3 separate regions of the Homo sapiens genome follow, and regions 2 and 3 are each linked to region 1. A link is an interaction called in ENCODE POLR2A ChIA-PET data of the cell type or tissue named here. Cell type or tissue: K562. All regions are shown on one strand. Links, peaks and the distances in the headings refer to the core of each region. The heading gives the core; the rest is flanking DNA.

The links. Peaks named below come from ENCODE experiments on the same cell type or tissue, not always from the same donor. Only the 100,000 strongest peaks of a DNase experiment are listed, where the experiment ranks them.
Region 2: POLR2A ChIA-PET joins it to region 1 with 5 read pairs; 5 of 35 experiments call an interaction of 5 or more read pairs at or near these places.
Region 3: POLR2A ChIA-PET joins it to region 1 with 5 read pairs; 4 of 35 experiments call an interaction of 5 or more read pairs at or near these places.

The regions. Positions count from the first base shown.
Region 1 is chr19:45,005,602-45,015,986 of GRCh38, forward strand. It overlaps RELB (RELB proto-oncogene, NF-kB subunit), which reads left to right. Exons shown (of 12, transcript NM_006509.4): 3 at 4,213-4,221; 4 at 6,335-6,675. Among named protein-coding and RNA genes, the nearest start is that of RELB, 9.3 kb to the left of the region's middle. RefSeq lists a silencer at 1,520-1,669 and an enhancer at 6,032-6,533. In K562, for the core only: no CTCF peak of the experiment used is centred there; a DNase peak (open chromatin) is centred at 4,890.
Region 2 is chr19:44,849,308-44,857,307 of GRCh38, forward strand. All of the region lies in intron 1 of NECTIN2 (nectin cell adhesion molecule 2), which reads left to right. Among named protein-coding and RNA genes, the nearest start is that of NECTIN2, 7.0 kb to the left of the region's middle. RefSeq lists an enhancer at 1,152-2,063. In K562, for the core only: no CTCF peak of the experiment used is centred there; DNase peaks (open chromatin) are centred at 713, 1,014 and 7,494; H3K4me3 peaks cover 722 bases.
Region 3 is chr19:45,191,338-45,201,722 of GRCh38, forward strand. It overlaps a transcript of BLOC1S3 not described here. Among named protein-coding and RNA genes, the nearest start is that of BLOC1S3, 18 kb to the left of the region's middle. In K562, for the core only: no CTCF peak of the experiment used is centred there; DNase peaks (open chromatin) are centred at 1,174 and 4,644; H3K27me3 peaks cover 482 bases.

The DNA.
Region 1 (10,385 bases), core at 1,014-9,013:
CTGAGACTTTTCTTTTTTTTGAGACAGAGTCTCGCTCTGTCACCCAGCCTGGAGTGTAGTGTCACAATCTCGGCTCACTGCAACCTCCGCCTCCCAGGTTCAAGTGATTCTCCTGCCTCAGCCTCCCGAGTAGCTGAGATTATAGGCGTGTGCCACCATGTCCACCTAATTTTTGTATTTTTAGTAGAGACGGGGTTTTGCCATGTTGGCCAGGCCGGTCTGGAACTCCTGGCCTCAAGCGATCTGCCTGCCTTGGCCTCCCAAAGTGCTAGGATTACAGGCATGAGCCACCGTGCCCGGCCAAGGCTGAGACTTTTCTGGTCCAAGACCTAGATCTTTGGTTTCAAATGAGAGTTATTTCTGATGTCATCCATTCAATAAATATTTATTATGCGCCTGTTCTGTACCTGGCCTTGTGCCGAGCAGTGCTGAGGACAGGCCTGGCCCTGGGGTTCCCTACCTAGATGAGGAGGCAGACACGTAAACAATAAGTTAAATATGGGATTATAAAATGTGATAAGGGCTATGAAGAAACCTTGGGGTCAATGATATTTAATAACAGGGTGGGGATACGAGAACTAGTGAGATAGAATGGGAAGGAAAATTCCCTTTTTGTTTTTGGAGGCAGAGTCTCATTCTGTCGCCTACACTGGAGTGCGGTGGCGTGATCTAGGCTTACTGCAACCTCCGACTCCCGGGTTCAAGCCATCCTCCTGCCTCAGCCTCTCAAACAGCTGGGATTCCAGGCGTGTGCCACCACACGCAGCTGATTTTTGTACTTTTAGAGAAACGGGGTTTCACCACGTTGGCCAGGCTTGTCTCAAAATCCTGACCTCCACTGATCCAGCCACCTCGGCCTCTCAAAGTGCTGGGATTACAGGCATGAGCCACTGTGCCCAGCGAGAAAATCCCCTTCATTGTGAAGGGCCAGACATATGCTGGACCCTGGGGATAAAATGAGGAGAAACAGACATTATTCCCACTCTTCAATGCTCCCAGTCTATAGGAGACAGGTATGAGTCAGTGTAATGTGAGGTCATGTGACATCTTCATCAGCGCCATGAAAATGATAAAACAGGCTGGGTGTGGTGGCTCATGCCTGTAATCCCAGCACTTTGGGAGGCCGAGGTGGGTGGATCACCTGAGGTCAGGAGTTCAAGACCAGCCTGACCAACGTGGCAAAACCTCATCTCTACTAAAAATACGAAAATTAGCTGGGTGTGGTGGCCTGTAATCCCAGCTACTCAGGAGGCTGAGGCAGGAGAATCACTTGAACCTGCGAGGCGGAGGTTGTGGTGAGCTGAGATTGCATCATTGCACTCCAGCCTGGGTGACAACAGCAAAACTCCATCTGAAAAAAAAAAAAAAAAAGAAAATGATAAAACAAAGGCACCTGACTTTGAGGGACTGGAGTGGGGGATAAGGGGACTCTCTTGGATAAAATGGTCAGGGAAGAGCTGTCTAGGATGTGACGTTTGACCAAGGAACTGAAGATGGAGGAGGAGGAAGTCACGCCATGCAAAGAACTGGGGGAAGAGCATTCAGGCAGAGACCAGCCTGTGCAAAGGCTGAGGCAGCACATACATAGTCAATTTCCTGCTCTCACATCTGCTCTCACGTGGCCCATCCTGGCTGCCCCTGAATGGTGGCAAGTCCACGTTGGGGGTAAAGGGAGGCACTGCTATTTGAGCAGAAACTTGAATAATTTCCTGGCTAATAGAGGACTTGAGATAATAATAATATTAACTAAGCTTTCTGGAAGATGTCGCGTGGTCAGAACCTGCACTAAGTAGTTTACCTGTGTGATTCTGAATCCTCATGTTAGTTCCTGAGGTAGGAGCTCACACCTCATTTTGTAGAGGAAGCTCAGAGACGGTAAGTGACTTGCCCAAGGCTGCACAGCCAGTGAGTAACAGCTGAGATTCAAATCAACTCTATGTGACTCTACACTCCATGCTCTAAAATCATGCCCATGGCCAGGCGTGGTGGCTCACACCTGTAATCCCAGCACTTTGGGAGGCTGGGGTGGGTGGGTCACTTGAGGCCAGGAGTTCGAGACCAGCCTGGCCAACATGGTGAAACCCCGTCTCTACTAAAAGTACAAAAATTAGCCGGGCATGGTGGTACGAGACTGTAATCCCAGCTACTCAGGAGGCTGAGGCAGGAGAATCGCTAGAACCCGGGAGGCAGAGGTTGCAGTGAGCCAAGAATGCACCACACTGTACTCCAGCCTGGGTGACAGAGCAAGACTCCATCTCAAAAAATAGAAAATAGGCTGGGCGTGGTGGCTCACGCCTGTAATCCCAGCACTTTAGGAGGCCGAGGTGCGCGGATCATGAGGTCAGGAGATCGAGACTAGCCTGACTAACATAGTAAAACCCCGTCTCTGCTAAAAATACAAAAAAAAAAAAAAAAAAAAAAAGCCGGGTGTGGTGGTGTGCACCTGTAATCTCAGCTACTCGGGAGGCTGAGACAGGAGAATCACTTGAACCCAGGAGGCAGAGGTTGCAGTGAGCCAAGATTGTGCCACTGCACCCTAGCCTGGGTGACAGAGCAAGACTCCGTCTCAAAAAAATAAAAATAAATAAAATAAAATAAAATAAAATATTAAATAAAAGTATCTTAGCCCAACAAGGTAGGCATTATTATTGTGCCCATTTTACAGATGAAGAAGCCAAGGCACAAAAAGGTGAAGTAATAGGCTTATGGCCCCACAACTAGCAAGTTGCAGAGCCAGGATTTGAACAGAGGCAGTGAACCCAGAGCTCCAGCCACAGCCGCCCAGGACTCAGTCTCCCCCTACAGCCCGGGAGCCTCTGGAGGGTCCAAAGTCTAACTCTGTCTTTGGGTCCCCAGGTTCATCCAGCACAGATGCCTAAGAAGGATTTTCCCAGTTCAAGTGACTTGAGGTTGGCCCTGCCACTGACCTAGAGCGTGTCCCTTCCTCTCTGCCAGCCTCAGTATCCCCATCTGCCAAATTGGGGGGACCTTGGCACCCTACTGGCTTCACAGATCCCATGAGATAAGGGGTGCAGGAAAACTACCTTTCAAGGGGCAAAGGTCTGGCTGCCAGGAGCCACTCCCTGAGAACAGAGGAGGACAGATCTAGCAGCGGAACAGGTTCGCGTCTATAAATCCCCAGCCAGAGACCAGCGCAGGCAGCCCTGGGTGGGACACCTGGCTGCAGCTGCCTTCCGTTGCTGTGTGATTCTAAGGCTCACTGGCGGCCTCTGGGCTTCCCCTTGTCCTGTCTATGGAATGACGGGAGGTCGGTTTCGATTCCTCCACGATTCTGTGAAGGGCTGAGCTTTCCTGGGGAGGTGAAAAGGGGCTTCCCTGAGGACCCAGCATTACTGTACCTCCTCACTTAGGAAGCAGGGGTGAATCTGGGATTTTGGGTGGTCACTGTGGGAGGACAGGGCTGGGGTACAGAGCAAGAGGCTGCCTGGGTTCAGATCAGCCTCTTTGCATCTTTTTGTTGTTGTTGTTGTTTGTTTTTGAGACAGTCTCGCTCTGTTGTCCAGGCTGGAGTGCAGTGACGCAATCTCAGCTCACTGCAACCTCTGCCTCCTGAGTTCAAGCGATTCTCCTGCCTCAGCCTCCCGAGTAGCTGGGATTACAGGTGCCCACCACGATACCCAGCTAATTTTTGTATTTTTAGTAGAGACGGGGTTTCGCCATGTTGGCCAGGCTGGTCTCGAACTCCTGACCTCAAGTGATCTGCCCACCTCAGCCTCCCAAAGTGCTGGGATTACAGGCGTGAGCCACCAGGCCTGGCCACCTCTTTGTATCTTTAAACACCAGCCAGTGACCTCCAGGACCCTGGGGTGGACTTCAGGGAGGGAACACACCCCAATTTGTTTGGAAATTTGGGCATCCACTTTTTCCTGGTGCTAAGACCCCTTTCTAATGGGTTCCCAAAAAGACTTCATAATCCCTGGTCTAAATGTTTTTCGGGAGGCATTTGGCTTAGTTGGAGGATACCCTGATGCTGGGACCCCAACATTAGAGGTTGAAAGGATGGTAGCCCAGAGGAGAAGATGAGGTTTGGGGTTTAGTGCCCCAGCAAGTCAGAGCCCAGGGTTTCCCAGGACGGAGGAAGACGGAAGGGTCACAGGAGGGACAGGGTTGGGGAATCTGTCTTAAAAGATGAAAAGTTGTGACCACTTTCTGGACCTTACCTTTCTCTTTCTCTTTCTCTTCCTTCCACAGATGAATTGGGTGAGTATCACAGGGCAGGTTTGCGGGGAGGCTGAGGGACCCAAGTGCCTACAGAAGGGGGTCTTGGCCTTCCTTGTTCAGTGGGGGTGGGGGAGAGGTGTCACTGTGTGACTTCCAGGACTGTGGAGGGATTTGAACGAAGTCATGCTCCTAAGGTACTTAGCAGTGCTTGACACTTGGAAAACACTCAGCACGCCGGGGGCTGTGTGACTCACACCTGTAATCCTGGCACTTTGGGAGGCAGAGGCAGGAGGACTGCTTGAGGCCAGGAGTTCAGGACTAGCCTGGGTAACATAGTGAGACCCCCATCTCTACACAAAATTTTTAAAAATTAGCCGGGCATGGTGGTGCGCACCTGTAGTCCCAGCTGCTCAGGAGGCTGAAGTGGGAGGATCACCTGAGCCTGGGAGGTTGCCTTGGAAGCCGAGGCTGCAGTGAGCTATGATTGCACCACTGCACTGCAGCCTGGGCGGCAGAGCAAGACCGTGTCTCAAAAAGAAAACCAATTAAAATAAAATAATGTTATTAATCCCCTAGTGAGTACAGACAGACACTGTTTTAGGCCCTGGGGATTTAGCCATGAACAAAACCAAGTCCCTGCCCTCGCAGAGCTGATAGCCCGGTGTGGGAGACAGAGGAAAATGAACAGATGAGCAAGATAATGTTAGCCTGGGCTGAGAGCTGTGAAAGAAATAAACAGGACGAGGGAGAGATGGCCTGGAGAAGACACATTAGGTTAGGCTTTTCTGAAGAGATAACATACGAGCTGAGACCAGGAGGAGAAGCAGCCAGCATGGGTTGAATGGGGGACCGTGTGGAACAGGCAGTTGGAGGAGCAAGTTCTTTCTTATTTATTTATTTAAGTTATTTTTTGAGACAGAGTCTCGCTCTGTCGCCCAGGCTGGAGTGCAGTGGTGCTGTCTCAGCTCACTGCAACCTCCACCTCCCAGGTTCAAGCAATTCTCCTGCCTCAGCCTCCCGAGTAGCTGGGAGTACAGGCATGCACCAACATACCTGGCTCATTTTTGTATTTATTTATCTATTTATTTAGAGATGGAATTTCGCTCTTGTTGCCCAGGCTGGAGTGCAATGGCATGATCTTGGCTCACTGCAACCTCCACCTCCCAGGTTTAAGTGATTCTCCTGCCTCTGCCTCCCGAGTAGCTGGAACTGCAGGCACACATCACCATGCCCAATTTTTATATTTTTAGTGGAGATGGGGTTTCACCATGTTCGCCAGGCAGGTCTCAAACTCCTGACCTCAGGTGATCCGCCTGCCTCGGCCTCCCAAAGTGCTGGGATTACAGGCGTGAGCCACCATGCCCAGCCTATTTATTTATTTATTATTATTATTTTTTGAGATGGAGTCTTGCTCTGTTGCGCAGGATGGAGTGCAGTGACGCAATCTCGGCTCACTGCAACCTCCGCCTGACGGTTTCAAGCGATTCTCCTGCCTCAGCCTCCTGAGTTGCTGGGACTACAGGCACGTGCCACCATGCCTGGCTAATTTTTTGTATTTTTAGTAGAGACAGGGTTTCACTGTGTTAGCCAGGATGGTCTCGATCTCCTGACCTCATGATCCGCCCGCCTCGGCCTCCCGAAATGCTGGGATTACAGGCATGAGCCACCGCGCCCAGCCTATTATTTATTGAGAGACGGAGTCTCACTCTGTCGCCCAGGCTGGCGTGCAGTGTCACGATCTTGACTTACTGCAGTGTCCGCCTCCTGGGTTCAAGCTGTTCTCCTGCCTCAGCCTCCTGAGTAGCTGGGATTACAGACGTGGGAGACCATTCGGGCTAATTTTTGTAGAGACGGGGTTTCACTATGTTGGCCAGGCTGGTCTCGAACTCCTGACCTCAATTGATTCACCCACCTTGGCCTCCCAAGGTGTTGGGATTACAGGCGTGAGCCACCGCACCTGGCCTCCCTGACTCTGTGTGTGTGTGTGTGTGTGTGTGTGTGTGTGTGTGTGTGTGAGAGAGAGAGAGAGAGAGAGAGAGAGAGAGAGAGAGATAAATGGGATGGAAAACGTCTCGGGGGTAATCAAGCCTTTTTTTTTTTTTTTAATTTTTTAAAGAATGGGCGTCACCACCCGTTTTTTCTTCTCCCGCAGAGATCATCGACGAGTACATCAAGGAGAACGGCTTCGGCCTGGACGGGGGACAGCCGGGCCCGGGCGAGGGGCTGCCACGCCTGGTGTCTCGCGGGGCTGCGTCCCTGAGCACGGTCACCCTGGGCCCTGTGGCGCCCCCAGCCACGCCGCCGCCTTGGGGCTGCCCCCTGGGCCGACTAGTGTCCCCAGCGCCGGGCCCGGGCCCGCAGCCGCACCTGGTCATCACGGAGCAGCCCAAGCAGCGCGGCATGCGCTTCCGCTACGAGTGCGAGGGCCGCTCGGCCGGCAGCATCCTTGGGGAGAGCAGCACCGAGGCCAGCAAGACGCTGCCCGCCATCGAGGTGGGCCCGGCGAGCGGCCCCGGGCGGGTGGGACTGGGGCTTCCCCTGCACCCCGGAGCCATCCACATGCATTTATACGTTTATTTGATGGTGGCTGTTGTTGTTATTGTTGGACCAGATATTAATTATACTATCACCTGGCCTGGAATCCAAAAGGTTCAGAAAAAAGGAGGGGTCGGACATTTGGCTGGGCACGGTGACTCGCGCCTGTAATCCCAGTACTTTGGGAGTCTGAGGCGGGCGGATCCCTTGATGTCAGGAGTTCGAGACCAGCCTGGCCAACATGGTGAAACCCCATCTGTACTAAAAGTACACAAATTAGCCGAGTGTGGTGGCACAATCCCAGCTATTTAGGAGGCCGAGGTGGGAGGATTAGCTGAGCCCAGGGAGGTGCAGGCTGCTGTGAGCTGAGATTGCACCATTGCATAGCAGTCTGGGTAACAGAGTGAGACCTTGTCTCAAAAAAAAAGAAAAAAAAAAAAGAAGGCAGATCGTGGTGCGGTGGCTCAGGCTTGTAATTCTAGCACTTTGGGAGGTCGAGGCGAGCGGATCACTCGAGCTCAGGAGTTCTAGATGAGCCTGGGCAAGACGGCAAAACCCCATCTCTACAAAAAATACAAAAATTAGCCAGGTGTGGTGGCACATGGCTGTAGTCCTAGCTACATGGTAGGGCTGAGGTGGGAGGATCGCTTGAGCCTAGGAGGTCAAGGCTACAGTGAGCCAAGATCGCACCACTGCACTCCAGCCTGAGCAACAGAGCAATACCCTGCCTCCATTAAAAAACAAACAAATATATATAACACTGGAAGTAAAAAAAGCAAAGGTGATTACTTTTGGCAGGGTATTAATGTATTAATAAGGTACAGGTAAGTTTTATTTTTTTGAGACGGAGTCTTGGTCTGTTGCCCAGGCTGGAGTGCAGTGGTGTGATCTCGCCTCACTGCAACCTCCACCTCCCGGGTTCAAGCGATTCTCCTGCCTCAGCCTCCCGAGTAGCTGGGATTACAGGTCCACCACCACGCCTGGCTAATTTTTGTATTTCTTAGTAGAGAAGGGGTTTTGCCATGTTGGCCAGGCTGGTCTCAAACCCCTGACCTCAAGTGATCCGCATGCCTTGGCCTTCCAGAGTGCTGGGATTGCAGGTGTGAGCCACTGTGCCTGGCCTCTTTGGTGTCTGTTAATCTGGATCTGTTCTTCAATCTGTCTTTGTGTTTCGTGAGTTGAACATTTGTGCAGAACAGGACGGATGTTTTGTAGAATGTCCCACATTCTGAAGCTGGTCGTGGTGGCTCATGCCTGTAATCCTAGCACTTTGGGAGGCCGAGGCAGGCGGATCACCTGAGGTCGGGAGTTCGAGACCACCCTGACCAACATGGAGAAACCCCATGTCTACTGAAAATACAAAATTAGTGCGGCGTGGTGGTGCATGCCTGTAATCCCAGCTACTCGGGAGGCTGAGGCAGAAGAATCACTTGAATCCGGGAGGCAGAGGCTGCGGTGAGCCAAGATCGTGCCATTGCTCTCCGGCCTGAGCGACAAGAGCAAAACTCCTTCTAAAAAAAAGAAAAAGAAAAAGAAAAAAAGAATATCCCACATTCTGGGTTTGTTGGCTGTTTCCAGATTAGGTCAGATTATGCATTTTTGGCAGAAACACTCCAGCAGTGATGCTGTGGCCTTCTCAGTGTCTCACATCAAGGGACGTGGGATGTCGTTATTCCCAATATTGGTGATGCTGAGTTGGATCCTCCAGCTAATGTGGTGACTATCAGGTCTCTCCATGATAAAGATACAACTTTCCCTTTGTAATGAATTGGTAAGTTATCTATGGGATGATATACTGAGATGTATCATCCCATGTTTAACTGTATTCCCCAACTTCTAATTTCTAAGGCTTTTTTTTTTTTTTTTTTGGAGACAGGGTCTCTCTCTGTCACAGAGGCTGGAGTAAAGTGGCACAAGCACGGCTCACTGCAGCCTCCACCTCCCAGGCTCAAGAGACCCTCCCACCTCAGCCTCCTGAGTTGCTGGGACTACAGGTGCATGCCACCGTGCCTGGCTAATTTTTGTATTTTTTTGAAGAGTTGGCATCTCACCATGTTGTCCAGGCTGGTCTTGAACTTCTGGCCTCAAGCAATCCTCCCACTTTGGCCTCCCAAAGTGTTGGAATTACATGTGTGAGCCACCGCACCGGCCTAATTTCTAAGTCTTCCCAGGCAGTTATTCTGGCTCAGAGTTTTTTTTTGTTTTTTGGTTTTTTTTTTGATGGAATCTTGCTCTGTCACCCAGGCTGGAGTGCAATGGTGCAATCTCAGCTCACAGCAACCTCCACCTCCTGGGTTCAAGCGATTCTCCTGCCTCAGCCTCCCAAGTAGCTGGGATTACAGGCACGCGCCATGATGTCCGGCTAATATTTTGTACTTTTAGTAGAGATGGGGTTTCACCATGTTGGCCAGGCTGGTCTTGAACTTCTGACCCCAAGTGATCTGTCTGCCTCAGCCTCCCAAAGTGCTGGGATTACAGGTGTGAGCCACCGTGCTCGGACCCCAGAGTTGGTTTTGATTTCCAAGATTTAGAATGGTAAATGCCTAACCATAGGGAATGACCTGTCTCCAAATCTGGATTCAGGATTTTTTTTTTTTTTTTTGAGACGGAGTCTTGCTCTGTTGCCCAGGCTGGAGTGCAGTGGTGTGATCTCAGCTCACTGCAACTTCCGCCTCCTGGGTTCAAGCGATTCTCCTGTCTTAGCCTCCCAAGTAGCTGGGATTACAGGTGTGCACCACCATGCCCAGCTAATTTTTGTATTTTTAGTAGAGACAGGGTTTCACCACATTGGCCAGGCTGATGTCAAACTCCTGCCCTCAGGTAATCCACCTGCCTCGGCCTCCCAAAGTGCTGGGATTACAGGCATGAGCCAGCATGCCTGGCTTGGATTCAGGATGTTTATCCCCATCTTCAGAGTAGGAAACTGAGGTTAAAAGAGGGGCAGTTACCTGCACAGGGCACACAGCAAGTTTACTATTGTAATTACCGCCATTTACTGAGTGCTTCCATGTACCAGGTACTTTGCATACCTATTTTACACATAAAGACAGTAAGACCCGAGAGGTTTATCTTGTAGATGGCCAGTGGTAGAGCCTGGATTTGGTGCCAGGTCGGACTTATTCTAAAGCCTAATGGGCCAGGCATGGTGGCTCATGCCTGTGATCCCAGCACCTTGGGAGACTAAGGCAGGAGGATCACTTGAGGCCAGGAGTTCAAGACCAGCCCAGGTGACATGGCAAGATGCCCGTCTCTATAAAAATAAAAAAATTAGCCAGGCGTGGTGGCATGCGCCTGGGGTCCCAGCACCATGGGAGGCTGAATGGGGAGGATTGCTTGAGCCTGGGAAGTGGAGGCTGCAGTGAGCCATGGTCACACCACTGCACTCCAGTCTGGGTGACAGAGAAAGATGCTATCTCAAAAAAAAAAAAGAAAAAAGAAACAACTAAAGTCTAATGTTTTTTCCACAGTCCCAACTGACATCTCAAGGATGAAAAGCTTTCAGCCCTGGAGTCTGCATGAGTCCGAGACTGTTGACTCTAAGCTTTTCAGAATCTCCTACTATTACAGCGGGGAGCTGGTTAAATGAATGGTTTTAACCCTATCTGACCCAGTGAGATTTGTAGACAATATTACCTACCTCTATTCACAGTCACTCCCAAAGTCCATAT
Region 2 (8,000 bases), core at 1-8,000, 160 kb before region 1:
AAGGCAGGGACAGGAAAAGGAAAGGGGTTTGGTGACAGGCAGGGAGCCCCAAAGACTCCAGCTGTGGGACAGCAGAGGTGCCGTGACCCACGGAGGTCAGGGTACAGGGGGCCTCAAGGCCAGCGACATGTGGGGGCCACAGGGAGTGATGAACACAGAAGGGACAGGGAGCTGGGCACATGGGCCAGCTCCCCCGCCCCTGCCTGGGACGCTGTTACATTTTTAATGTCCCAGCAGTGCTGACAAATGGAGCAGGAAGGGGAGGAGAAGAGGGGACCCAGCAAGATGGGCCAGGCTGTGAGAAGGTGTGTCAGAAATATGGGGAGACAGGGCACTGGAGACCCAGGAGGCAGGGAGACTCCACAGTCAGAGACAGAAACAGAGACGTAGACCAGAAGGCTTGTGAGAAGAGAACCCCAGGAATCAAGGCAGAGAGCCAGGTTCCAGACACAGGGAGACCCAGACGGAGAAAGAGACCGGAGATGTCAGACATACAGAGGAAAGAGGAAGAGAGTGACTAACGGGGACAGGGTATCTTCTCAGGCTAATGAAAATGTTCTATAATTGCTCGGGTGATGGATGGCTAACTCTGAATATACAAAAGCCACTGAACTGTACACTTTAAATGGGTAGATTGTATGGTATGGGAATAATGTCTCAATAAAGCTGTTACAAAGAGACAGAGAATATAAGAGGCACAGAGCAGAGACCAGAGACTCTGGGGGACACAGATAAGAGTGACAGAGGCCAGGCACATTGGCTCATACCAGTAATTCCAGCACTTTGGGAGGCTGACGCAGGAGAATCGTTTGAACCGAGTTCAAGGCTGCAGTGAGCCCTGATTGCACTACTGCACTCCAGCCTGGGCCACAGAGCAAGACCCTGTCTCAAAAGAGAAAAGAGTAACAGAGACCCCAAGAGAGACCCTGGGAATTGGAGACACAGAGGGACAGGGACCCTAAGAACTAGACACAGAGAGAGATAGAAGAGGCCCCGGAAGACACAGATAAGAGACGCTAAGAGACAGCAGGGATACCATTAAAAGACTTTCAAGAAGCCAGGCATGGTGACTCATGCCTATAATCCTAGCATTCTGGGAGGTCCAGGCAGGTGTATCACTTGAGCTCAGGAGTTCGAGACCAGCCTGGGCAACACGGCGAAACCCTGTCTCTGCAAAAAATTTAAAAATTAGCCAAAGGTGGTGGTGTGTGCCTATAGTCCCAGCTACTTGGAAGGCTGAAGTGGGAGGATCACATGAGCCAGGAAGGTTGAGGCTGCAGTGAGCTGAGATCACACCACAGTACTCCACCCTGGGCAACAAAGCAAGATCCTATCTCAAAAAAACAAAACAAAACACACGGATTAGAGGAGGCCAGGGGGCAGGTGCAGAAATCCAGGCACAGACAGACAGCCCTACATCCTGGCTGCTGCAGCCGCTGCTCACTCCCTGAACCAGCTCCTGGATTTCCGCTGTGGGGGTTGGGCACTGTGATTAATACAATTAATTAACTGACAAGGTGACTGAGGCAGCAGCTGAGGCCAGTACTCAAAGCCTCTGGCCTTCAAGGGCCTTCTCTAGTCCCGACGTGCCTTGCCATGGGAGGCTGGGTCGCTGTGCTTTATAGATCTGCGGGGGAAGCCAGGCCCTGGGGAGCCAGCCAGGCAGGAGTCCAGGAGCCCAGCTCCTCCTCCCCTAGACCCAGGTGTCCAGCTTCAGGCCCCGCCTCCCTCAGACCCAGAAGCCCAGGCCCCAGCCTCTCCTCCCTCAGACCCAGGAGTCCAGGCCCCAGCCCTCTTCCCTCAGACCCAGGAGTCCAGGCCCCCATCCCTAATCCCTCAGACCTGGGAGTTCAGGCCCCCATCCCTGCTCTCTCAGACCCAGGAGTCCAGGCCACCAGTGCTTCCTCCCTCAGACCCAGGAGTCCAGGCCCCCATCCTTCCCCTCTCAGACCCAGGAGTCCAGGCCCTTAGTCCCTCCTCCCTCAGACCCAGGGGTCCAGCCTCAGTCCCCTGCTCCCTCAGACCCAGGAGCCCAGGCCCCCTGCTCTTCCTCCCTCAAACCTGGGAGTCTAGGCCTCCAGCTCCTCCTCCCTCAGACCCAGGAATCCAGGCCCCCAGCCCCCTCCTTTCTCAGACCCAGGAGTCCAAGCCCCCAACCTCTCCTCCAGGGTTCCATAGGTCACTCTGCACCCTCCTCGCTGCCTTGGTCTACCCATCCCTGGATCTCGGGGTCTCAAGCTGTGTCTGTCCCCATTGTTCTCCCATGGGCTCACACTACACCCTGGGCAGCCTCCACTCTGCCACCACAGGAAGCCTGCAGGTGCAGTCCACAGGGAGAGGAAGTGTGTCTGGGGACCCAGCTCACACTTCATGAAGCTGTCACCAGTCTGGCTTGCCCAGTGACACTGAGGGAGGCTGGTGTTCCCATGGCCACAGTCCCCTGGCTATGGTGCTGGCCATGTCCTGGCCAAGTTCATGGCACAGCCCCTGCCTAGCAGTGTGCTGGATGATGGGGGCTCACTCCAGGCTGACCAACCTCCTGGCTGTATCTCCCTTGCCTCCACCTGACATGCAGAGCGTCTGGGCAGCGGCCCTCACCCCTGTCCCCTTTACCTCCGCAGCCCTGTCAGCCTCCAAGTCCCAACCCTCCCAGCTTCTCCCTGTCACCCCCACCGCTGGTCCTGCTTTCCCATTCCAAGTTCTGAGTGTGTTTCCAATCTCGCCATCCTCCGTCCCCACAGCCCCGACCCTGATCCCGGCGCCTCCCCCCGAGACCCCTGCCCCACTGAGGGCTCTTTCTTTTTTCTTTTTTTTCTTTTTTTGAGACAAGAGTCTCACTCTGTTGCCCAAGCTGGCAATAGTGTCTCACTCTCTCACTCTGTCTTCCAAGCTGGTACAGTGGTGTGATCTTGGCTCACTGCAACCTCCGCCTCCCAGGTTCAAGCAATTCTTGTGCCTCAGCCTCCCAAGTAGTGGGGATTACAGGCAGGTGCCACCATGCCCAGCTAATTTTTGTATTTTTAGTAGAGACGGGCTCTCACCGTGTTGCCCAGGCTGGTCTCCTGAGCTCAGGTGAGCCACTGCACCCAGCCTGTGAGGGTTTTTTCTTTCTCTTTTTGTTTTTTTTGTTTTTTTTTTGAGACATGGTAGCCACCACCTGTAATCCCAGCTACTCAGGAGGCTGAGGCAGGAGCCCGAGACAGAGCAAGACTCCGTCTCAAAAAAAAAAAAAAACAGAAAAGACTTGGGCTTGTTTCCTGAGGGCTCTGTGCAGAGGAGGGCGTGTTCTGCACTTTCTAGCAGGATCCTTCTAGCTGTGCATAGGAACAAACCACAAGGACAACTGCAGTCCTCCAGGTGGGAAGTGGCAGTGGATTAGACCAGGGCAGGGACTGGGGAGGCGTCAGAGGTGGTCTAACTAGATAAATGTCAAAGAAGGAGGTGACAGGGTTTCCTGATAGATTGCTTATGAGGTGAGAGAGAAAGAGGTGAAAATGCCTTAAAAATGGACTGTAGGCAGGACGCGGTGGCTCACGCCTGTAATCCAAGCACTTTGGGAGGCCAAGGCAAGAGGATCGCTTTAGTTCAGGAGTTTGAGAACAGCCTAGGCAACAAACAGTGAGACCCCTTCTCTACAAAAAAAAATTTTTTTTAATTAGTCAAGTATGGTGGTGCCCGCCTGTAGTCCCAACTACTGAGAAGGCTGAGGTGGTAGGATTGCTTGAACCCAAGAGGTTGAGGCTGCGGCAAGCTGGGATCCTGCACTCCACCCTGAGCAACGGAGTGAGATCCTATCCCAGAAAAAAAAAAAAGGAATGTTAACCCCACAGGGCCTGAACTATCCTATTCATTCATTTGGAATTAGAAATTCAGAATGGGGAACTTACAGCAATGGGATTTTTTTTTTCAGACGGAGTCTCCCTCTGTCCCCCCAGCTGGAGTGCAGTGGCGCGATCTCAGCTCACTGCAAGCTCTGCCTCCCAGATTCACGCCATTCTCCTGCCTCAGCCTCCCGAGTAGCTGGGACTACAGGGGCCTGCCACCACGCCCAGCTAATTTTTATATTTTTAATAGAGACGTGGTTTCACCGTGTTAGCCAGGATGGTCTCAATCTCCTGACCTCGTGATCTGCCTGCCTTGGCCTCCCAAAGTGCTGGGTTTACAGGCGTGAGCCACCACAGCTGGCCCTTTTTTTTTTTGAGATGGAGTCTCACTCTGTCCCCCAGGCTGGAGTGCAGTGCTGCAATCTCAGCTCACTACAACCTCCGCCTGCTAGGTTCAAGTGATTCTCCTGCCTCAGCCTCCTGAATAGCTGGGATTACGGGGGCCCGCCACCACGCCCGGCTAATTTTTGTATTTTTAGTAGAGACGGGGTTTCACCATGTTGGCCAGGCTGGTCTCAAACTCCTGACCTCGTGATCCGCCCTCCTCGGCCTCCCAAAGTGTTGGAATTACAGGCGTGAGCCATTGCGCCCAGGGATTTTAGAACCTCATTCATTCGTTATTCAGCAAGTACTGAGCATCTACTAGGTACCAATCTCTCTTGCAGATACTGAGGGTACAGGTTGTGAGCAAAACAGACAGAAGATCCCTGCCCTCGTGGCGCTGGCAGTCAGTTTCCAGGAGGATGTGATATATCTAGTGTGTGAGATGGTGAGAAGCACTATGCAGACAGAGAACGTAACAGGGCAAAAGGGCGGAAGAGCAGTCAACCAGGGAGGGGAGAGGAGGTGGCAGCTGAGGTGGAGTATCTCGGGGTAAAAGAACCCCCCGAGGAGTGTGCCCCACAAGAAGCTAAAAGTGGTGGGTTTGTTTGAGACCGAGTCCTCACTCTGTCACCCAGGCTGGAGTGCAGTGGCGCAATCTCAGCTCACTGCAACCTCCACCTCCTGAGTTCAAGCGACTCTCCCTAAAGTAGCTGGAATTACAGGCATGCAGCTAATTTTTGTATATTTAGTAGAGACAGGGTTTCACTGTGTCGGCCAGGCTGGTCTCGAACTCCTGGCCTCAAGTGATCCATCCACCTTGGTCTCCCAAAGTTCTGGGATTACAGGCTTGAGCCACCGCCCCATCCTAAAGTCGGTTTTTTTGTTTTAATCCTCCAAATCCAGTAGTGCTCAGATGCCATCCTAAATGGAGGATTGGAGGGGAGCCTCCCTTAGAAGGAAGATCTGGGCCCCTGGAAGCCACAGGACTGCTCCTTAAGTCAAGAACTCTGAATCTGGCCAGGTGCAGTGGCTTATGCCTATAATCCCAACACTTTGGGAGGCCGAGGCGGGTGGATCACTTGAGGTCAGGAGTCCGAGACTAGCCTGGCTGACATGGCGAAACCCCATCTCTACTAAAATTACAAAAATTAGCTGGGTATGGTGGTACATGCCTGTAATCCCAGCTACTTGGGAGGCTGAGACAGGAGAATCACTTGAGCTGGGGAGGCGGAGGCTGTAGTGAGCCCAGATTGCGCCACTGCACTCCAGCCCGGGCAACAGAGTGAGACTCCACCTCAAAAAAAATTTTTTTAAAAAGAACTCTGAGTTGCCGGGCGCGGTGGCTCACGCCTGTAATCCCAGCACTTTGGGAGTCCCAGGCGGGCGGATCACGAGGTCAGGAGATCGAGACCATCCTGGTTAACATGGTGAAACCCCATCTCTACTAAAAAAATTAGCCGGGCGTCGTGGCGGGCACCTGTAGTCCCAGCTACTCGGGAGGCTGAGGCAGGAGAATGGGGTGAACCCGGGAGGCGGAGGTTGCAGTGAGCCGAGATCGCGCTGCTGCACTCCAGCCTGGGTGACAGAGCAAGACTCCGTCTCAAAAAAAAAAAAAAGAACTCTGAGTCAGCCTGGCGCAGTGGCTCACACCTGTAATCTCAGCACTTTGGGAGGCCGAGGCGGGCAGATCACGAGGTCAGGAGATCGAGACCATCCTGGCTAACACGGTGAAACCCCGTCTCTACTAAAAATACAAAAAATTAGCAGAGCGTGGTGGCGGGCGCCTGTAGTCCCAGCTACTCGGGAGGCTGAGGCAGGAGAATGGCATGAACCTGGGAGGCGGAGGTTGCAGTGAGCCGAGATAGTGGCACTGCACTCCAGCCTGGGCGAAAGAGTGAGAATCTGTCTCAAAAAAAAAAGAAAAAAACTCTGAATCCCAGAGACCCAGGGACTTGGAGGAGGTGAAGGGTGTGGGGCTCCAGGGACCTGGGGCTCAGCTTTTCAGGTCTCCTCCTCCAGGAAGCTCTTCTTTCGTTCATCGTCCCTCCCTCCTTCAGACAGGTCAAGCCTCTTCAGGTTCCTCCCATACCACCCCTACTCCGTCTTCCAGGCATTCTTGGTGATAATTATTTGTGCAATATTTGTACCCCCTGCAATCTGGATGTCAACCCTGGAAAACAAGCACCTGATTTGTCCTGTTACTTCTGCAGCATCCACACTTAGCAACATTCATTCACTTGGCAGTGTTTACTGAGCACCTACTACATGCTAGGCCCTGTTGTAGGTGCTGGGGATACAGTAGGGGAAAAACACAGACAAACCTCAGGGCTGGAGAGGGCAGACCCTCTAGCACCCAGGACCTGTTTGTTGAGTAACTATTTGTTTTTTGGATTTGACCTATAAGATGTGAAAGAACAGCCAGATTCTTCCAGGTTCTGCCTTTTCCTGATCCCTCCCTCTCTCCCTACTACCAAATCCCTTCCATTTTAAAATTTTAAATCCTGGTGGGGCACAGTGGCTCACGCCTATAATCCCAGCAGTTTGGGAGGCTAAGGTAGGCAGATCACCTGAGGTCGGGAGTTCGAGGCCAGCCTGGCCAAGATGGTGAAACCCTGTCTCTACTCAAAATACAAAAATTAGCTGAGTGTGGTGACATATGCCTGTAATCCCAGCTACTCGGGAGGTTGAGGCAGAATTGCTTGAACCCAGAGGCAGAGGTTGCAGGGAGCCAAGATGGCGCCACTACACTCTGGCCTGGGTGATACAGCGAGAATGTGTTTCAAAAAAATAAAATCCTAAGACCTATTAGCCTCCTCCCCAACACTCAGTCTCAGTCTTAACCTCTTGTTCTTTTCATTGCCAACTTTTTGTGTCATTTTGCTGTCTGGTCATCTATCTCTGCTCAGCCCACCACCTTCCCCTCAGGCCTCCTTGGATGAAGTTAAGTCATTCTCTATTTGAAGAACCCGCAACGGCTCCCACTTGCCACAAAGAGGAAACTAACTTCCTCGGCCCCAGCCTACTTTGCTGTCTCTGCAGTTCACACAGGCCCAAATGGCTTTCCTTGACCCTCATTGAGTGGCCTTCCCCCCTTGCCTAGCTAGGAAGGGGCCAGAGCGCTTAACCACCCTGATCCCAACCTTAGTGCCTTTGGGGGCCAGGCGGGTGATAAGTCCCAGCACCTGGGGAATCTGGAGGAGCCGGAAGGGAGTGTGCCTTGTGGGAGGGGGGTGATGTCCTTCCTCAGCCCCACCCAGCTGTTGCCCCCAGGAGCCACATATCCGGACTTCTGTCTGGAGCTTTAGACAGCAATCTCCAGGCCTTCTGTGTGGGCTGCTACTTCCCAACTGAAATAACACTCTGTGGGCCAAAGCAAACATGCACCACAGTCAGATCTGGCCTGCAGCAGGCGGCTGACCCCTGCTGCTCTGCTCACCTGGGCCACGCCCCGTGAACATCCCCCATGAGCAAGTCCTTCCCTGGAACTGGCACAAGGGACCCTGGAGGGTGGCTGAAACATCCCCATTTTACAGATGGAGGAAGTTGGGCTTGGAGACAAGGCTGCCAGCTGGAAAGGGTGTCAGCGTTAAATAACAAGATTCAGAAAATAGGATTAAGTATAGAGTTTATTCAAGCCTAAAGCTTGAGGATGGCCACCCCGGAGTGTGGATTCAAGTTGCCCCAAATAAACCCTTTGACTAGCTGTGATTACAAGTGGACTTTTTTTTTTTTTTTTTGAGACAGGGTCTCACCCTGTCACTCAGTCTGGAGTGCAGTGTGTGATCATGGCTC
Region 3 (10,385 bases), core at 1,033-9,032, 190 kb after region 1:
CTTGAACTCCCAACCTCAGGTGATCTGCCCGCCTCGGCCTCCCAAAGTGCTGGTATTACAGGCATGAGCCACTGTGCCCGGCCGGCTTTATTTAGTTTCTGTGGTGAGGTCATGTTTTCCTGGATGGTTTTGTTACCTGAGGATGTTCATACATTTCTGGGCACTGAAGAGTTAGGTATTTATTATAGTCTTCACAGTCTGGGCTTGTCTGTACTCATCCTTCTTTGGAAGGCTTTCCAGGTATTGAAAAGACTTTTGTGTTGCGATCTAAGTCTTTAGTCACTGCAGCTGTATCTGCATCAGGGGGCACCCCAAGCCCAGGAATGCCGTGGCCCTTGGAGACTTGTAGAGACACTGCCTTGGTGGTCTTGGATAAGATCTGGAAGAATTCTCTGGATTATCAGGCAGAGATTCTTGTCTTCTTCCTTTTCTCCCAAACAAATGGAGTCTCTCTGTGCTGAGCTGCCTGGAGCTGGGGGAAGGGTGATACAAGCACTGCTGTGGCCACCAGTGCTGGGACTGTGCTGGGTCAGACGTGTAGCCAGCCCAACACGGGGTCTCCCCCAAGGCCCGTGGTCAGCACTGCCTGGGTACCACCTATGTCCACTGAAGGCCCTAGGGCTCTGTGAGGAGCAGACGGCAAATCCAGCCAGGCTTGTGTTCATCCTTTCAGTGTGGTGTGAGCCCCCCATCACAGGTGCGCCCAGAGATGCCATCTGGGAGCCAGGGCCTGGAGTTGGAAACCTTAGGGACTCTACCTGGTACTCTGTTCTACTGTGGCTGAGCTGGCACACAAGCCACAAGACAAAATCTTCCCCACTCTTTTTTCTGCAAGCAGGGGAGCCTCTCCCTGTGGCCACCACTGCCCCAGGACCATGGCAGCTACTGCTTGGCTACTGCCGGTGTTCATTTAAGGACCAAGGTCTCTTCAGTCAGCTTGTGTGAAGGCTGCCAGGCCTGGGTCTCTCCCTTCAGGGCAGTGGGCTCCCCTCTGGCCAAAGGTAGGTCCAGAAATGACATCCAAGAGCCAAGGCCTGGAATCAGGGACCCCCAAGAGCCAACTTGGTGCTCTACTCCACTGTGGCCGAGCTGGTAACTAAGCTGCCAGACAAAGGCCCCTTTACTCTTCCCTCCCGCTTCCTTGAGCAGTAGGAGCCTCTCCCCGTAGTCACCACGTCAGGGAATATGCTGGGTCATATCTGAAGTCAGTGTGTCTCTGAGTCTCACTCAAGGCCCACACGGAGTACTGCCTGGGTACTGCTGCTGATTATTCAAGGGTCCTTTAGTCAGCAGGTAATGAATCCTGCCTGGACTGGGCTATTTCCTTCAAGGCAGCAGTTTCTTTTCTGGCCCAGATGTTTCTAGAAATCGCCTTGAAGCTAGAGCCTGGAATGGGGCCCTCAGGACCCTGCTTGGTGCGCTATCCTACGGTGGCTGAGCTGATATCCAAGGTGCAAAACAAAGACCTCTTTATTCTTCCCGCTTATCTCCTCCAGTGTGAGGAAGACATTTCAAGCCAGGCGTGGTGGCTCACGCCTGTAATCCCAGCACTCTGGGAGGCTGAGGCAGGCAGATCACCTGAGGTCAGGAGTTCGAGACCAGCCTGACCAACACGGTGAAACCCCGTGTCTACTAAACATACAAAATTAGCCGGGTGTTGTGGCACACGCGTGTAATCCCAGCTACTCAGGAGGCTGAGGCAGGAGAATACTTGAACCCAGGAGGCGGAGGTTGCTGTGAGCCGAGATCACTCCATTGCACTCCAGCCTGGGCAACAAGAGCAAAACTCCGTCTCAAAAAAAAAAAAAAAAAAAAAAAAAAAAGAGACTATTTTTGCTACCCCGTTCAGTGGCTCTTTCAGTGATATGAAGTTAAAACCAGGTACTGTGTTCGCTCACCTGATTTTGGTTCTTATGAAGTGCTTTTTTGTGTGGATAGTTGTTCAGCTGGTTGTTCTTCTGAAGGAGATGATTACTGGAGGCTTCTATTCAGCCATCTTCCCCTGCCTCCTCATAATTGCTATCTCTTTATTGATTTTCTCATGTTGTTTGTATATTGGTTGTATATCATTTTCCTGATTTCCATTTATTCTTTGTCTATGGTTTCCTTTAGCTCATAAAGCATATTTAAGACAGTCGATGATGTCTGTGACTAGTAATTCCAATGTCTGTGCTTCCTCAGAGATGGTCTCTGTCAAAAGAACTTTTTTTTACTATAAATAAGCCATACTTGCCCGTTTCTTTGTATGTTTTGTAGTATTTTTGTTGAAAATTGGACTTTTGGAGTATTATAATATGTTAATTATTGAAATTGGATTCACCCTTTCCTTGGAGATTGCTGGGTTTTGCTTGTCAAGGGCTAGAGCCATCTGTTTGACTTTTTAAAACTGTTTTTGCAAAATGTGTATTCCTTTTGCTGTGTAGTCACTGAAGTTTCTATTCCATTTTTTCTGTTTTTTTTTTGTTGTTGTTGTTTTTGTTTTTGAGATGGAGTCTTGCCCTGTCGCCCAGGCTGGAGTGCAGTGGTGTGATCTCGGCTCACTGCAAGCTCCTCCTCCCAGGTTCATGCCATTCTCCTGCCTCAGCCTCCTGAGTAGCCGGGACTACAGGCACCCACCACCACGCCCAGCTAATTTTTTTGTATTTTTAGTAGAGAAGGGGTTTCACCGTGTTAGCCAGGATGGTCTCGATCTCCTGACCTCACGATCCGCCCTCCTTGGCCTCCCAAAGTGCTGGGATTACAGGTGTGAGCCACCGCGCCTGGCCTTTTTTTTTTTTTTTTTTTTTTTTTAATGAGATGGAGTCTCACTTTGTCGCCCAGGCTAGAGTGCAGTGGCACGATCTCAGCTCACTGCAACCTCTGCCTCCCAGGTTCAAGCAATTCTCCTGCCTCAGCCTCCCAAGTAGCTGGGATTTTAGGCCTGTGCCACCATGTCTGCCTAATTTTTGTATTTTTAGTAGAGATGGGGTTTCACCATATTGGTCAGGCTGGTCTCGAACTCCTAACCTCAGGTGATCCACCTGCCTCAGCCTCCCAAAGTGCTGGGATTACAGGCATGAGCCACCGCGCCCAGCCAATTTCTCAGGTATTTATTTATAGCAGTATAAAAACAGACTAATACACCCGCGATCGTTCCATTTATTTCCCTCTTGTTTATTATGAGCACATATGTGTTCCAAAAGACAGTGTGCTTAGATAAATTGTTTGTACCTTCAAACTAGACACAATCTAAATGTCAATCCATTGGTGACTGGGTAAGTAAAGCATGCTACATTCATACAACAGACATTATAGCAATGAACACGAATGACCTTCTGCTGTACACAACATGAATGTATCTCACAAGCATAATGTTCCACCAACAAAGCCAGAGCACATACCGTATGATTCCACTTATCTCCAGTCAGAACCAGGCAAAACCATGCTAGGGGTGTTGAAGGTCAGGACAGCAGTTAATTGGGGAGGAGGCAAGGGGTAATGACTGCATGAAGGGTTGCATCTGAGCCACTGTCAATATTGTATTTCTTCATAGGGGTGGAAATTAAAGATTTGTGTTCACACTAAAAATTTGTGAACTCTGGTATGTGTGTTATACTTTTTTTTTTTTTTTTGAGATGGAGTTTCGCTCTTGTTGCCCAGGCTGGAGTGCAATGACATGATCTCAGCTCACTGCAATCTCCGCCTCCCAGTTCAAGCGAGTCTCCTGCCCCAGCCTCCCGGTAGATGGGATTACAGGCATGCGCCAGCACGTAGTAGAGATGGGGTTTCTGCATGTTGGTCAGGCTGGGCTTGAACTCCTGACCTCGTGTGATCCACCCACCTCTGCCTCCCAAAGTGCTGGGATTACAGGTGTGAGCCACCGCGCCTGGCCAATTTTTTATTCTTTTTGAGGCAGGGTCTCACTCTGCCACCTTCCTAAGGTGCGGTGGCATGGTCATGGCTAACTGTAGCCTAGACCTCCTGGGCTCAGGCAGTCCTCCCACCTCAGCCACCCGAGTAGCTGGGACTACAGGTTCACACCACCATGCCCAGTTACTTTTTGTAATTTTACCAGAGACGGGGTTTTGGAATGTTGCCCAGGCTGGTCTTGAACTCCTGCACTCAAGTGATCCGCCCACTTTGGCCTCCCAAAGTGTTGGGATTATAGGCATGAGCCACAGGGCCCAGCCACAAATGTATATTTAATTTACATGGAAGCCTACTGTTCTCCTCCCTCCCTCCTTCCCTCCCTCCCTCCCTCCCTCCCTCTCTCCCTTCCTCCCTCCTTCCTTCCTTCCTCAGAGTTTCTCTCTTGTTGGCCAGGCTGGAGTGCAATGGCATGACCTCAGTGCACTGCAATCTCCGCCTCCTGGCTTCAAGTGATTCTCCTGCCTCAGCCTCCCGAGTAGCTGGGACTATAGGTGTGCACCACCACGCTTGGCTAATTTTTGTGTTTTTAGTAGAGACAAGGTTTCACCATGTTGGCCAGGCTGGTCTCGACCTCCCAACTTCAGGTGATCCACCCGCCTTGGCCTCCCAAAGTGGTGGGATTACGGGCGTGAGCCACCGTGCCCAGCCTGCCTTTTTCAAGTAGTCATATGTCTTGGAGAGCATTCTAATCAGAATGAAAAACAGCTGAGCCATTCTGTTTACTTATACGGTGACCAAGCCATCTGCTAGTCATTCCCCTATTGATGATCATTCAGGGTGTTCCCTATTGTTTGTGACTACATATGGTGTGGCAAAGAATATCTTTGAATATATTCATTTCCCACATGTATGGGTATCTTGGAAAGAAACACATTTCCAGATGTGGAGTTGTTGGGTCAAAGGGTGAGTACATTTTAAATTCTGTTAGGTGCTACTTTATTTTTTAATTTTTTATTTTTTTTTGAGACAGGATCTCATTCTGTTGCCCAGGCATGGTGGCACATGCCTATGATCCCAGCTACTTGGGTGGCTGAAGCTCGAGAATTGCTTGAGCCCAGGAGATGGAGGTTGCAGTGAGCTGAGATCGCACCAGTGCAGTCTAGCCTGGGTGACATAGCGAGACTCTGTCTCAAATATAATGCAACATGGTGTCCATGGTCCAGGTGAGGCTGAGCTAGGAGGTCTGAGGTCAGGGTAGGTCTGACCCCTCTGGGTGGTCCTCAGTGTCCCACAGCACTGAGCCTGCCAAGGAGGAGGTGCTAGGGGAATATTCCTGAGGGAATTTAGGGAGATGGGAGTGAATTTGATGAGCAGGAGGCAGGGGTCTTTGGGTAAGTGAGAGAATTGAAAAGGAAAAAACTCTTAGCCGGGAGCGGTGGCTCACGCCTGTAATCCTAGCACTTTGGGAGGCCGAGGCGGGTGGATCATAAGGTCAGGAGATCAAGACCATCCTGGCTAACACGGTGAAACCCTGTCTCTACTAAAAATACTAAAAATACAAAAAATTAGCCAGGCATGGTGGCGGGTGCCTGTAGTCCCAGCTACGTGGGAGGCTGAGGCAGGAGAATGGCGTGAACCTGGGAGGCAGAGCTTGCAGTGAGCCGAGATGGGGCCACTGCACTCCAGCCTGGGCAACAGAGCAAGACTGTCTCAAAAAAAAAAAAAATCAATTTTAGGAAAGTGTCTGAGAGAGATCAGTGACTCAGAAGAGTTTGAGTGGGGAAGTGCTCAGAAGCCATGGCTTCTTGCAGGGGGTATGGTCCCACAGGGGCCCACGGGGTTTCCTGGGCACAGGGACCCAAGTGGGACCTCAGCAGGTGGGTGGGATGCTGGGAGTGGAGGGGGCTGAGGGGTGTTCTTTCCTTTACTCCCTTATGGCTGCAGTGAGCTATGATCGTGCCACTGCACTCCAGCCTGGGTGACACAGTGAGACCTTATCTCAAAAAAAGAAAAAGAAGTCCAGGTGCGGTGGCTCACACCTGTAATCCTAGCACTTTGGGAGACCAAGGTGGGAAGATTTGCTAGAGCTCAGGAGTTCAAGACCAGCCTGGGCAACATGGCGAAACCCTGTCTCTACAAAGTAAACAAAAATTAGCTGGGTGTGGTGGCAGGTGCCTGTAATTCCAGCTACCCAGGAGGCTGAGGCATGAGAATCACTTGAACCCGGGAGGTGGAGTTTGCAGTAAGCTGAGATTGTGCCACTGCACTCCAGCCTGGGCAATGGAGTGAGACTCTGTCTCAACAACAACCACCAAAAAAAAAGAAGAAGAAGAAAAAGAATAAAAAAGAAGATTTAGAGGCTGGGTGTGGTGGCTCCCCCTGTGATCCTAGCACGTTGGGAGGCCGAGGCGGGTGGATCACCTGAGGTCAGGAGTTCAAGACCAGCCTGGCCAACATGGTGAAACCCCGTCTCCACTAAAATACAAAAATTAGCCAGGCATGATGGTGGGTGCCTGTAATCCCAGCTACTCAGGAGGCTGAAACAGGAGAATTGCTTGAACCTGGGAGATGGTGGTTGCAGTGACCCAAGATTGCACCACTGCACTCCAGCCTGGGTGGCTGAGCGAGACTCCGTCTCAAAAAAAAAAAAAAAAAAAAAAAAAGATCTAGAAAGGAGAGTTAGGGAGTCCATGAAAAATCTCTAGCCAGCCCTCCTGAAGCACTAGACAGGGGAACAAGTCAGAGTTTGCAGGAAAATCTGGGAAGTCAGGCATATCCAACTATCAGAGTCATGGAAGGCTGTTGCCTCTGCATCTGATGTTGAGCCCGAGGTCACTGGTGGTTAGCAGGGCAGAAAATTGAGAAGAGATAAACAGGAGTGTGGGGGAAACAAGGTCCCGAACACTTGCATCTGTCTCACCCTGCAGGGCAGAGCGAGAGCAAATGGGAACCCCCTAATGCATCTACATCTGTCTTTTCCCCCATCTAAATAGAGCAACCGTCCAAGAAAAATACTGTGCTAAACTTCTTTCTTCCAGTTTTCATGCAATTTTCTCCTTTGGCCAACTCTAACTTAGAACCATATGGGGAAGGGGTTTTTTTGTTTGTTTGTTTTGTTTTGTTTTCAGAGTCTTGCTTTGTTGCCCAGGCTCTGGAGTGCAGTGGTGCGAGCTCGGCTCACTGCAACCTCCGCCTCCCAGGTTCAAGCAATTCTCCTGCCTCAGCCTCCCAAGTAGCTGGGATTACAGGCACCCGCCACCACGCTCAGCTAACTTTTTTGTATTTTTAGTAGAGACAAGGTTTCGCCATGTTGGCCAGGCTGGTCTTGAACTCCTGACCTCAGGTGATCCACCTGTCTCAGCCTCCCAAAGTGCTGGGATTACAGGCGTGAGCCGCCGCACCCAGCCAACTTCATCACTTTCAATATGTCGTGCCACTCTATCCTAGCCTGTGAGGTTTCCACTGAAGTCTGCTGCCAGACGTATTGGAGCTCCATTGTATGTTTGTTTTTGTTTTTGTTTTTGAGACAGAGTCTCACTCAGTCACCCAGGCTGGAGTACAGTGACGAAATCTCGGCTCACTGCAACCTGCACCTCCCAGGTTCAAGCGATTCTCGTGCCTCAGCCTCCCGAGTAGCTGGGATTACAGGTGTGAGCCACTGCGCCTGGCCTCATGCCTGGCTAATTTTTTTTGTATTTTTAGTCGAGACGGGATTTCACCATGTTGCCCAGACTGGTCTGTAACTCCTGGCCTCAAGTGATTCACCCGCCTCAGCCTCCCTAAATGCTGGGGATTACAGACGTGAACCACTGCACACGGCCTCCATTGTAAGTTATTTGTTACTTTTCTCTTGCTGCTTTTAGGACCCTTTCTTTATCCCTGATCTTTGGGAGTTTGATTATTAAATGCCTTGAAGGTAGTCTTTGGGTTAAATCTGCCTAGTGTTCTATAACCTTCTCGTATTTGAATATTGATATCTTTTTCTAGGTTTGGAAAGTTCTCTGTTATTATCCCACTTAATAAACTTTCTATTCCAATCTCTCTACTTTCTCTTTACGGCCAATAAAACTCAGATTTTTCCTTTTTGTGGCTATTTTCTAGATCTTGTAGGTGTGCCTTATTCTTTTTTTTTTTTTTTTTTTTTTTTTGAGATGGAGTCTTGCTCTGTCTCCAGGCTGGAGCACAGTGGCACGATCTTGGCTCACTGCAACCTCCGCCTCCCGGGTTCAAGCAATTCCCCTGCCTCAGCCTCCCGAGTAGCTGGGATTACAGGTGCCTGCCACTACACCTGGCTAATTTTTTGTATTTTGGTAGAGATGGGGTTTCACCATGTTGGCCAGGATGGTCTCAAACTCCTGACCTCGTGATCCGCTTGCCTCGGCCTCCCAAAGTGCTGGGATTACAGGTGTGAGCCACTGCGCCTGGCCTTTATTCTTTTTTATTTTTTCTTTTGTCTCCTCTGGCTGTGTCTTGTCCTGTCTCATCTCTTTTCTCTTCTCTTCTGTTCTCTTCTGTTCTCTTCTCTTCTGTTCTCTTCTCTTCTTTCTTCTCTTCTCTTCTCCTCCTCTCCTCTCCTCTCTTCTCTTCTCTTTTTGAGACAGAGTCTCACTTTGTCGACCAGGCTGGAGTGCAGTGGTGCTGCAATCTTGGCTCACTACAACCTCCACTTCCTGCGTTCAATCAATTCTGGAGCCTCAGCCTCCTGAGTAGCTGGGATTACAGGCATGCACCACCATGCCCAGCTAATTTTTCTATTTTTAGTAGAGACAGGATTTCACTATGTTGGCCAAACTAGTCTCAAACTCCTGACCTCAGGTGATCCAACCACTTCAGCCTTTCAAAGTGCTGGGATTACAGGTATGAGCCACTGTGCCCGGCCTGACTGCATATTTTCAAATAGCCTGTCTTTGAGCTCACCAATTCTTCAGGTTGATCAATTCTACTGTTCAGAGACTGATGCATTCTTCAGTGTGTCAGTTGAATTTTTTCTACTTAATTTTTTTTTTTTTTTTTGAGACGGAGTCTCGCTGTGTCGCCCAGGCTGGGGTGCAGTGACACGATCTCCGCTCACTGCAAGCTCCACCTCCCGAGTTCATGCCATCCTCCTGCCTCAGCCTTCCGAGTAGCTGGGACTACAGGCGCCTACCACCACGCCTGGCTAATTTTTTTGTATTTTTAGTAGAGATGGGGTTTCACCGTGTTAGCCAGGATGGTCTTGATCTCATGACCTCGTGATCCACCTGCCTCGGCCTCCCGAAATGCTGGGATTACAGGTGTGAGACACCGTGCCCAGCCCCTTTCTGCTTAATTTTTAAAAATTATTTCAATCTGTTTGGTTAATTTATCCGATAGGATTCTGAATCCCTTCTCTGTGTTATCTTGAATTTCATTGAGCTTCCTCAAAACAGCTGTTTTGAATTCTCCGTCTGAAAGGTCACATAGCTCTGTCACAATGGGGTTGGTCACTGGAGCCTTGTTTAGTTCACTTGGTGAGGTCATGTTTTCCTGGATGGTGTCAATGCTTGTGGATGTTCGTCAATGGCTGGGCATTGATGAGTTCAGTGTTTATTGTAGTCTTTGTAGTCTGAGCTTATTTGAACCCATCCTTCTTGGGAAGGCTTGCCAGGAAATTGAGTGTTGTGAACTAAACTTTTGGTCACTGCAGCTGTATCTGCATTAGGGGGCACCCCAGGCTCAGTAATGCTGTGATTCTTGCAGCATCTTAGAGGTGCTGGCCAGGCGCAGTGGCTCACGCCTGTAATCCCAGCACATTGGGCAGCCTAGGCAGGCGGATCATCTGAGGTCGGGAGTTTGAGACCAGCCTGGCCAACATGGTGAAACCCTGTCTCTACCAAAAAATACAAAAATTTGCCAGGCGTAGGGGTGGGCGCCTGTAGTCCCAGCTACTTGGGAGGCTGAGGCGGGAGAATCACTTGCGCATGGGAGGTGGAGGTTGCACTGAGTGGAGATTGCAGCACTGCATTCCAGCCTGGGCGACAGAGTAAGACCCTGTCTCAAAAAAAAAAAAAAAAGGAATCTTAGAGGTACTGCCTCAGTGGTCTTGGTTAAGATTCAGGAGAATTCCCTAAATTACCAGGCAGAAACTCTTCTCTTCCCTTACTTTCTCCAAACAAACGCAGTCTCTCTATCTCTGTACGGAGCTGCCTGGGGCTGCTGGAGGGGTGACACAAGTACCCTTGTGGCCACCACCACTGGGACTGCACTGGGTCAGACCCAAAGCCAACACACCACTAGGTCTCACCCAGGGCCCGTGGCAACCACTACCTGGCTTCCACCAATGTTCACACAAGGCCCAAGGGCTCTTCGGCCAGCAGGTGGTGAAGCCTGCCGGGCTTGTGTCCTTCCCTTCAGGATGGTGAGTTCTCTCCTGGCCCAGGGCAGGTCCAGAAATGCCATCTGGGAGCCAGGGCCTGGAGACAGAAACCTTAGGAATCTACCTGGTGCTCTATTCTACTGTGGCTGAGCTGGCACCCAAGCCACAAGAAAAAGTCTTTCCTACTTGATATGGTTTGGCT